Linked DNA regions of Homo sapiens: region 1 is linked to region 2. Evidence: chromatin contacts called from ENCODE Hi-C or POLR2A ChIA-PET data. All regions are on one chromosome and are shown on one strand. Each heading gives the region's core, a stretch centred on a gene start or an enhancer-like site at or near the end of the contact. The rest is flanking DNA. Distances are from core to core; before and after follow the strand shown. Region 1 overlaps GMDS (GDP-mannose 4,6-dehydratase). Region 2 holds the start of LINC02521 (long intergenic non-protein coding RNA 2521).

What was found. A loop is a pair of places that touch in the nucleus more often than their neighbours do. ChIA-PET counts read pairs that join two places held with the same protein, here RNA polymerase II (POLR2A). Pooled maps may share reads with other maps.
Region 1: a map of ascending aorta shows a loop between it and region 2 (3-fold over the local background). The contact joins the enhancer-like site here to the promoter of LINC02521 in region 2. A Hi-C loop is called at or near these places in 1 of 168 maps with a recorded cell type or tissue (ascending aorta) and 7 of 50 pooled maps. POLR2A ChIA-PET finds 5 or more read pairs at or near these places in 1 of 52 experiments (activated CD8-positive, alpha-beta memory T cell).

The regions. Positions count from the first base shown.
Region 1 is chr6:2,164,449-2,169,180 of GRCh38, forward strand. All of the region lies in intron 1 of GMDS (GDP-mannose 4,6-dehydratase), which reads right to left. Among named protein-coding and RNA genes, the nearest start is that of GMDS, 79 kb to the right of the region's middle. Within about 2 kb of position 2,388, at least 3 of the 41 ENCODE cell types and tissues checked have a DNase peak (open chromatin) inside an H3K27ac peak, as active enhancers do; they include ascending aorta, where a contact is called at or near this core.
Region 2 is chr6:2,632,937-2,637,100 of GRCh38, forward strand. LINC02521 (long intergenic non-protein coding RNA 2521) reads left to right here and starts at 1,564. Exons shown (of 3, transcript NR_149119.1): 1 at 1,564-1,819; 2 at 4,001-4,164. It overlaps LINC01600 (long intergenic non-protein coding RNA 1600), which reads right to left and starts at 1,667. Exons shown (of 3, transcript NR_131168.1): 1 at 1,629-1,667; 2 at 669-856.

The DNA.
Region 1 (4,732 bases), core at 1,138-3,637, 470 kb before region 2:
CCTCAAGGAAGCCACTACAGTTTCCTTAGACAATGCAGGGTTAATGCCCTCAAACAGGGGTGGAGAGGCTACTCCCATTGGGGGTGGAGAGGCCACATCCACTGGCAAAGAGGACTCATCAGAATTTAGGGTTCGATATCCCCAGCTTCATCAGGATCTTCCCACACATCCCCATCCCAACTTTCGGCACCCCCTTCCTTCCCAATCAATGCCTTTAACAGTATTCACCCTATGAGACTGGGAGTTCAATTTGCATCATAATACAGCCAGTCACAGGATAAGATTCTGGGTTTTTTAGCCATTTCAGCCCTGCAACTAATACAACTTAAGGTTCTCCTTCAGGGCACACATACAAGCCTTCAGGGCATTTATGTGGTGTTTGAGCTGGAAAATAAAATGCTTGAGCTCATCCTTTTCTTTCCCCACTTTGTCCAGTGACAACCAGCCAATCTCACCGTATTTGTTAGTTTACCAAAAATGTTCAAAAATATCATATACACAGTACCCAGATCCTTGATTGCTTTAAGTGGTTGGTTAGGAGTATCCAATGGTGATATCTTGTATATCTCTATTGCCAGATCATGCCATGGCCTATCAGTGCTCTCCTTACTACTGGAAAGAGTTATCAGCATATTTTAGTCTTATCAGATTAGAGAGCCACTTCTAGAAACCCCAGAATCACATTCAGAAAACCCATCCTGGAAACTCTGCTCCTCTAGAACCACTCCCAGTACCAAAATCTGTACTAGTCAGGATTCTCCAGAAATAGGACCAATAAAGTGTGTGGAGAGACATAGAAACAGTATGAGAGAGAAACTGGCAATCCCAAGATCTGCAGTCCACACGCTGAAGAGCCAGGAGAGCCTTGGTATAGTTCCTGTCTGAAAGCCAGCAGCTTTGAGACCTGAGAACAGCTGGTATTTCACTTTGAGTCCAAAGGGAGGAGAAGACCCATGTCCCAGCTCATGGATATCAGGCAGGAGAAATTCCCTCTTACTCATGGGAGAGTCAGCCTTTTTGTTCCATTCAGCCTTTCAACTCATTGGATGGGGCCCACCCACATTAGGGAGGGCCATCTGTTATACTCAAGTTTACCAACACAAATGTTAGCCTCATCCAAAAACACCCTCACAGATACACCCAGAATGTCTGACCAAATGTCAGTTGGCACACAAAATAACCATCACATAGCATAGTATGTTTATCTCATAATCTGCATCCTGTGGAAGACAACTCATGTTAAAAGCTAAATAAAATAATGTCAGCTCATATAGCATATATTAGACAACAGAATATTCTCCACAGGACTTTAAAATATATAGAGTTGAGACATAAAGGAAGGAATCAAATTCATAATGCAACAAGAGAACACTTTGAAATAAAAATGGGCAGTTCTGAAAAAGAAACACAGACATTCCACGTAGGAAAATACATAGTTATTAAAATGAACTCAAGGATGGGTTGAACAGTAGACTTGACAAAGGTAAAAAAATAAAGATAAAAAAAAGAATCAAGGCAAATATTAGAAGAAATCATCTGAAGTTACTCAGAGATAAAAAGCCAGTAAATATGAAAGACAAGTATGGAAACAGACTAAATGGATGACAGACTGGGCGACCCAACAAGCAAAGCATTCAACAGGAAAAACAAAAAAGAAGCAAGAAAACAGAGAACGTGAGCATTCACGTTAACACTCGCAGAACACTAGCCAGAACTGAAGACGGTCCCCATGCAGAAAAAACATATGGAGTATCAGGCAGAACAAATTTGGGAAAATTCACTCCTATACTGAATATCTTCAGTTTATCTTACTGAAACTCCATAAAGTAACTGACACAAATTCTGAGGGAAAGAAAAGCCCAACTGTTCCCAAAGATTCCCAGTAAAAATAACAACATAATAAATGGCTGTCAGTTTCTGTGCTGTTACTCTTTGCCAGTCCCTATACTAAGAAAATATTACAATTATCTCTTGTAGTTTTAGGCTTCAAAACAGCATGTAAGAATATTTTCATTGTACAGATGAAGAAACAAGCTCAGAGTTCAAGTAAATTACACAAGGACATCTGAAATTCAAATTCGGATCTGACTCTGAACCCTAGAACCTTATTCATACTACTCCTCACAATCACCCACAAATAGCTGCTCTTAGATTCTTCATCTGGAATGGCAGAGTAAGAAGATTTATGTGAAGAAAGATTTTAAAATAATGTTCCCAGGTCACAGAGTTAATAAGTATCAAGTCAGGCGCTATCTTACTCCAAAAGCATGCTCCTTCTGCTGTGATAAATCACTCATCAGCAGGCCTCAGTTTCTTCACCTGCAAAAAATGTGGCCAATGCTAATTGTTCTCCCAGTTCCTCCAAGAGTCTGACACCTTGCCAGCCTGTCACACCTAGTGAGCAAAACCCCAACTCTGCCATCCCACTCCTTCCTCATCAGCCAAGATCTTGTTTACATTCTCTGTTCCTAATCCCAGGCAGCTGAAATAGGCCAAGGAAAATCCCAGGGAAGACCGTTGCCTCTACAAATAGATGATTCAATTGCAATTGCATAGTCAGAACTGCCCAGCAAACCTATGACACCTTCAAGGCCACTGTTTCTCCCAAGCAATTTTAAACTGTGACTGAATCATTACACTTTCCCATTTCAGTAAATTCACCAATGACTTCCTAGATACCTAATTCAGTGGACATTTTTTCAGACCTTGTCTTCCTTAAACTTTTCGTAGCATTTCACTTGGTTAACCAGGAAGATATGGGTGCTAATACTCACCCAGTCACTTAAGGCAAAATGGGAAAGTCATCCTAGATGTCTCCTCTATACCCACCAATTAGTCAATACATTCTATCTATTCTGTCTTCTTGATACTTACCACACCCATTTTCTTTGTTTTATCTATACTGCCTCATCTAGCTCCTCATCATCCCTAATCTCAACTAGTATACTAGTTTCCTTACTGGTCATCACACCTGCAGTTTCATTTCCCTCTCCAATTCATTGTCTACCAGAACATCATCTACCAGAATGATCTAAAAGCTAGCAGAATGATCTTTCAAAATTCAAATCTCATCAGAGTCAAAACCTCTTCAACTTTACAGGTCCCCCATAAACCTTAATTCTACCAGAAGACATACGATGCCCTTATGATTCCACCTAATCTCTTGCCATGCATCTTCCCCCACCCTCACACGTAATATGCCCTTTCCTGTCTTTACATGCAGCTTCTTCCTAAAATGCCTGCCCCCAGCTAGCCTGCCTGAAAAAAACCCAGCCCAAGCCAATCCTCCTCTGATAATTCCTCTGGCTGCTCTTACCTCCTTGCTCCCATCACAAGTTACACAGACTTCCATTTCGGCAACATCCCACTCCACTAAATCGTATATATATACTGGTATTAATTCCATGGGAACAACATTCCTCTTGTACCTTCAATGCCTAGTGAAACAACCGGATTCACACAGCAGGCAGTCAATAAGTACTGCTTAAATAAGCGAACAAATGGCTGGATGACTAAGGTGCCTTCATTGAAGCATTTATTATGTCCTACCAATTTTAAAAATTCCTTTAAAGTGAAAGTTAGCCAATACTGAGGCAGAAAGCAAGACAATACCATGGCTCTTCTTTGTGGGTGTCATTTCATGCCCCTACACTGAGGAGGTACAAACTTCTCTAAGGGTGCCCCTTCCATCTTTATTGTTTCTACATTTGCCTGCTCTTTCCCTTCCTTCCTCAGAAGGAAAGATGTGTTAGCAACAGTCATGCTCCAATTCTTTCCATTTCCCTCCTTAGCTCTCTGAGGGTCTGCAAACTGCAGGGAAGGGTGAGCGTGAAGCTTGTTCTTTACCAACAACAGCATCCAAAACCAAAACTACCTTGATACCGGACAGCTTCATGCGCACCACTTTAAGGCCTGAGATCCATGAGTAGAAGAAACAAGGAGCAAAGCAAAAGGTCACTTCCCTACAAACAAAATGTGGGCCTCAGAATGTGAGGCAAGAAAATCTTACATGATATGAATGTCAGATGGCAGCCTTTAGCCTACATCACCACAAATCAATATTAAATAACTAAGACAGTGTATTTATACATTGAGAGAGGATACACTGTAGAAAAGACCCTAACTATGCTTCCATTTCATAAACCACAAATTTAGATTTCTACTATGCTTTTTCTTTTCTTTGCTGTACTTTCTGAAGTTAAATGAATCAGTTAAATTCTTCAAATACCAGTCAGAACACATCAACTGCTTCTTTTAAAAGAAACTCTTAAAATGGGGCAAAGTAGATGCCAAATAAGGACTCTGTTTCTAAACATAAATTTAATACAAGTATTGTAAGCAAGGTCAAAATTATTAAAAGGAACTCCACTTCTGAATATTTAGAATAAAAAAGTCTGCTCTCAATTTTGATGTATTTCTAAGTCCTTACAGCCAACAAAGAACAAAAAACTCCACTGGTATTTAAAATTCTATCTGGATATATTACACTGACAAGATATGATTATATAACCAAGACCGTATCATGTAAATACTGAAAGTTTAAAGTCATAGGTAGAAAGAACACTTGAATAAAGATACTAGGATTCAGAGAGAATTTGTAGACTTTATTTTAGACTCCACAGTCATCTTTCCAGAGGGAAAAAAAACTAAAATTCTCCCACATTCTTAGTATCTAGGATAACCTTAAACATCAGAAGGTGTTAAATTCACCCAACATGAGTCAGGGACAAAT
Region 2 (4,164 bases), core at 314-2,813:
TCACACCTCCACGCCCTCCACCCTCCCAGCTCCTTCCTCCCGGGGCCTCGAGCTTTTCCCTTTTTTCATCCTCTGTGCACTGTTTCACCCCGACATGTATGTTATTGTTTGACTGTGGCATCAGCCATTCTTGGAGACTTTTCCCAGGGCTTGCAATTTTGTAGCAGAGAGAGATTTTCTATCTAAAGCAAAATGCTGGTCTTGTTTAAATAAATAATAAGATAAAAGAATCAGGCACTGTAGGGGTATTTGGCCCACAGCCATCCTGTCTCAGCAGGGTCCTTTTCATTGAGGGAAGCATTTTTCATATCCATAATTTGCCCCTTTCTCTAACCCAGGGTGCACGCTGCCGTGGCCCTTGGTGACAATGTCCCCTGTGGCCTTCCTCCAAAGCTTGCTCCAGCAAGCTCTGACATGGTGTCCTCCCTCCCCTTCTGGGCTGCGGCTTCTCCAACCTCCCCCAGCTCCTGCAGACAGAGGAGAAACAGCAAGTCACAAGATAAGACAAAGACCCTCTAGGCCAGGCCACTCCTCGCTGCCACTCTGGGACAGCAAGGCAAAACGCAGACGGCCCCAGCTCTGGACGCCTCTCCTCCTCTGGACCCTAACCCTAACCCTAAGCCACTGGAACACTCACGGGAGAAAGCTGGACCTGCTTTGAGGCTCACCTCCCTGCATGCACATCCATCCGGCTTCTCTCAAGAAGCAACCTGGTGTCTGAGAGCCGTTGAGTCTTCATCCCAGCTCTGGTATTTCTCTCATGTGGCCACATAACCTTGAATGTCTGACCTTCAATTTCTTCATCTGTACAGTGGTGAAGATGATCCCCACTTTGCTAGGTTGTTGTGAGCATTACCTAAAAGAAAATAGGTGCTATGGCGGCATGTTTGTTGAGCTAGGAGGACTCGGAACAAAATTAGCTTCTGCACCGGCTGTGCTGGAGCCAGGCAGGCCGCTCCGGTGTGGCCCTGTTTTTCCTGGTTTGTGTCCCAGGAACCTGCCAACCCTCATTGTCCCGGATTTTCCCTTTGACTCCAAAAGCCGTGTCTTTCTTATCAAGCCTCTTTATTTTTGTTATTATCCCGTCAACATACTCCCCTCTGATTCGCCCCCACTAATGACTCGCGCCCTTTCCAAAGTCCCAGCACACCGCGCTTATAATCTCTTTCAGCTGTCCTTAAAAAGGTTCTATTTGTCCCCTCCGCCCCGCTCAGGGGCGCCCGGACTCTGGGGCCCGGCCTTCGCGGGCTCCCGGGTTCCTCCCATCGCTTCCCTCACAGTCCTGGCCGCAGGGCAGCGGGTTTCGCACGGGAGGGAAGGTTTGGATGGCTAACGCCCAGGGTTGGTCTTCCCTGTGTCTTTTATGGGAACACGTTCCTGCCTGCGCCCCACGGGACAGAGCCGTTTTCCCGCCCCGCCACGCCGCGCCCGCAGGCCCCGCTGCCCGCAGCCTCTTCCCGACGCCCCAGGCCGTGCGCCCCCCCGAACCGGGCCCACCGCGTGCTGTGCGGGGCTTCCGCGCCTGCGCACGAACGCTTCTGCGAGCTTTCTCGGAAGCAGCTGGGGGGCGGGGAATCTGCTGAGGAACGGCGCTTTATAAATCAAAAGATAATAATAACAGAGCTTACGGTGAGCACCGGAGGCTGGAAACGGGGTGGCATCCGCTCGGGGCGGGGCGGCGTCGCCAGCGAATGACAACACTGCCCCCTGGTGGCCGATGCGGCCAGGCCCGAGAGAGCGCAGGCCGGGTGCGAGCCAGGCTTCCTCACCACGCGGCTTCCCCACTCATCCCATAGAAACCGTAACTGAGCAAATGACGGTAAGTCCCCAGGAAGCGTTAAGGCCAGGAAGCAGCACAGGAGAAAAACCCGAATCCCATTTTTTTAGAGTAGGGATTTATTTGTTGTCCCCAGATAGCAAGCTGAATTTCTGAATAGTTCAGAGCTCACAAAAGAAGCCAAGACCTTTCAGGGCATTTTATAATGTTGCTTTTTATAAACAAAATATTGAAACCACTACTATCACTGTCACTGGGGGATTACTGTTGAGCAGAAATGCTTGTGAAACTCCCAAAAGAAAGGGTCGTTTGTGCTTCTTTGGCATTAAGTAAAAATGTCCTGTTTGGTGTGTACACGTTTTCATATTTAATTATTCACACTGTGCACTTTATATATAAACTCAGCACTTAGGTTCTCTGTGAGCCAGAAACCTGGCTTCTGTGCTCATCCATAGACCCAGTGAGAGTGTAGAAGCCAAGCCTGGTGGAGCCTGTGTCTACCAGGGCATTGCAGTAAAGCTTCTACCACTCACTGTAAATACCTCCCATCGAGGCTGAGGAAAAGTTGTAGCATACTTGGAAATTGGGGTGGAGTATTGTCATCCAAAAAGGCATATTTCTTTTGGTGTTTTCCATACCCGGCTGTGTCATTGTGAAGCCTCAGCTCTCCCAATCTCCCCATAAACTGGAGGAATCCTAGTGTTTCCTGTCCTGCCACATTATGTGTGGGGAAGATTTTTTTTTTTTTTTTTGAGACAGAGTTTCACTCTTGTTACCCAGGCTGGAGTGCAATGGCGCGACCTTGGCTCACTGCAACCTCTGCTTCCTGGGTTCAAGCGATTCTTCTGCCTCAGCCTCTGGAGTACGGAGCTGGGATTACAGGCACCCGCCACCATGCCCGACTATTTTTTGTATTTTTTAGTAGAGACCGGGTTTCACCATGTTGGCCAGGCTGGTCTCAAACTCCTGACCTCAGGTGATCCACCCGCCTCGGCCTCCCAAAATGCAGAAAGAGTCTTAAGATGGATTTTTAGTAAGTACTTCAAGCGGCTTTATGAAAGCTACCGTCAGTAAAGTAGAAAACTATATATGCACATATTTAGATATGGAGCTCCCACGGAGGAAGTGCTCTGACAGGTCAAATCTGCCCCCAAAATAAGTTGATAGAACTTCAAGGAAGCATGAAAGCGGCCTTGCTGTGCATTTCATTTTATGGAGCGTAAGTGCCTAATAAATGAATGTGTGGGTCTGAAGAAAGTGATATTTTCTAATGAAGTTATAAGTGTCGCAGTCCGGAAAAGTAGAACCCAAACAAACACAAAAAGGAGCGTGCAAGGCCCACGCCGCGCTGCACAGACTCTCCCCACCTGGTGAATGCTGACCTGGGGCCAGGCCACAGGCAGGGAGAGAAAGGTCGCCGGCATGAACACCAGGTGACCCCGTGAAGTGTGTGCTTCTGAGAGCAGGGGTCCCCCAAGTGAAGTGGGCGATGGCCTCCACCACCTTGAGAGCTCGTCATCCACTGTTTTTAACACTGCCTTCTGTTTTGCTTTAGTTCTGCTAAGATACACCTAACATAAAATGGACCCTCTTAACCTTTTTTAAGTGTGCAGTTCAATGGCATTAAGTACATTCACATTACTATGCAACCATCACCGTCATCCATCTCCGGGACTTTCTCCTCTTCCTAGATGGAAACTCTGGCCCCACTACACACCAACTCCCCATCTTCTCTCCCCCGTTCCAGTTGCTGTCTTTGTGAATTTGACCACTAGGAACCTCACACAACGTTTATCCTTTTTATCACAGGATTACTACACTTAGCAGGATGTCCCCCAGGCTCATGCACGTTGTAGCGTGTCAGGGTTTCCCTCCCTGTTAAGGTGAGTCGCGTTCCATCATACGCACCCATCACGTCTTGCTTATCCATTGATCTGTCCATGGATCCATGGACGCTTGGGTTGTTTCCACCTTCTGCCTAATGTGAATAACACTTCTGTGAACACGGGTGTACACGTAACTCCTTGAGACCCTGCTTTCGATTCCTTTGGATATATACCCGGAAGAGGATTGCTGGATAACGTGGTGATTCCGTTTAATTTTTGGAGGAGCCACTGTACAGATTTCCGCGCGGCCGCACAGCTTTTCCGTCCCACCCGCGGTTCCGAAGGGCCCACTTTCTCCACGTCCTCCCCAACGTTGTTGTTTCTGGATTTTTGACAGAGGCCATCCTGATGAGTACGAGGTGGTAGAGCTGCCTGCTTTTTGATTAATGTGACGATCACACCCTCTGCCTGGGAGTTTTACAGACTGGTGATGACTTTTTGTGGCATCTCAGGAAAGAACATAACTTCGTGGACGTCCTTAGTCAGAATCTACTCAGTGTA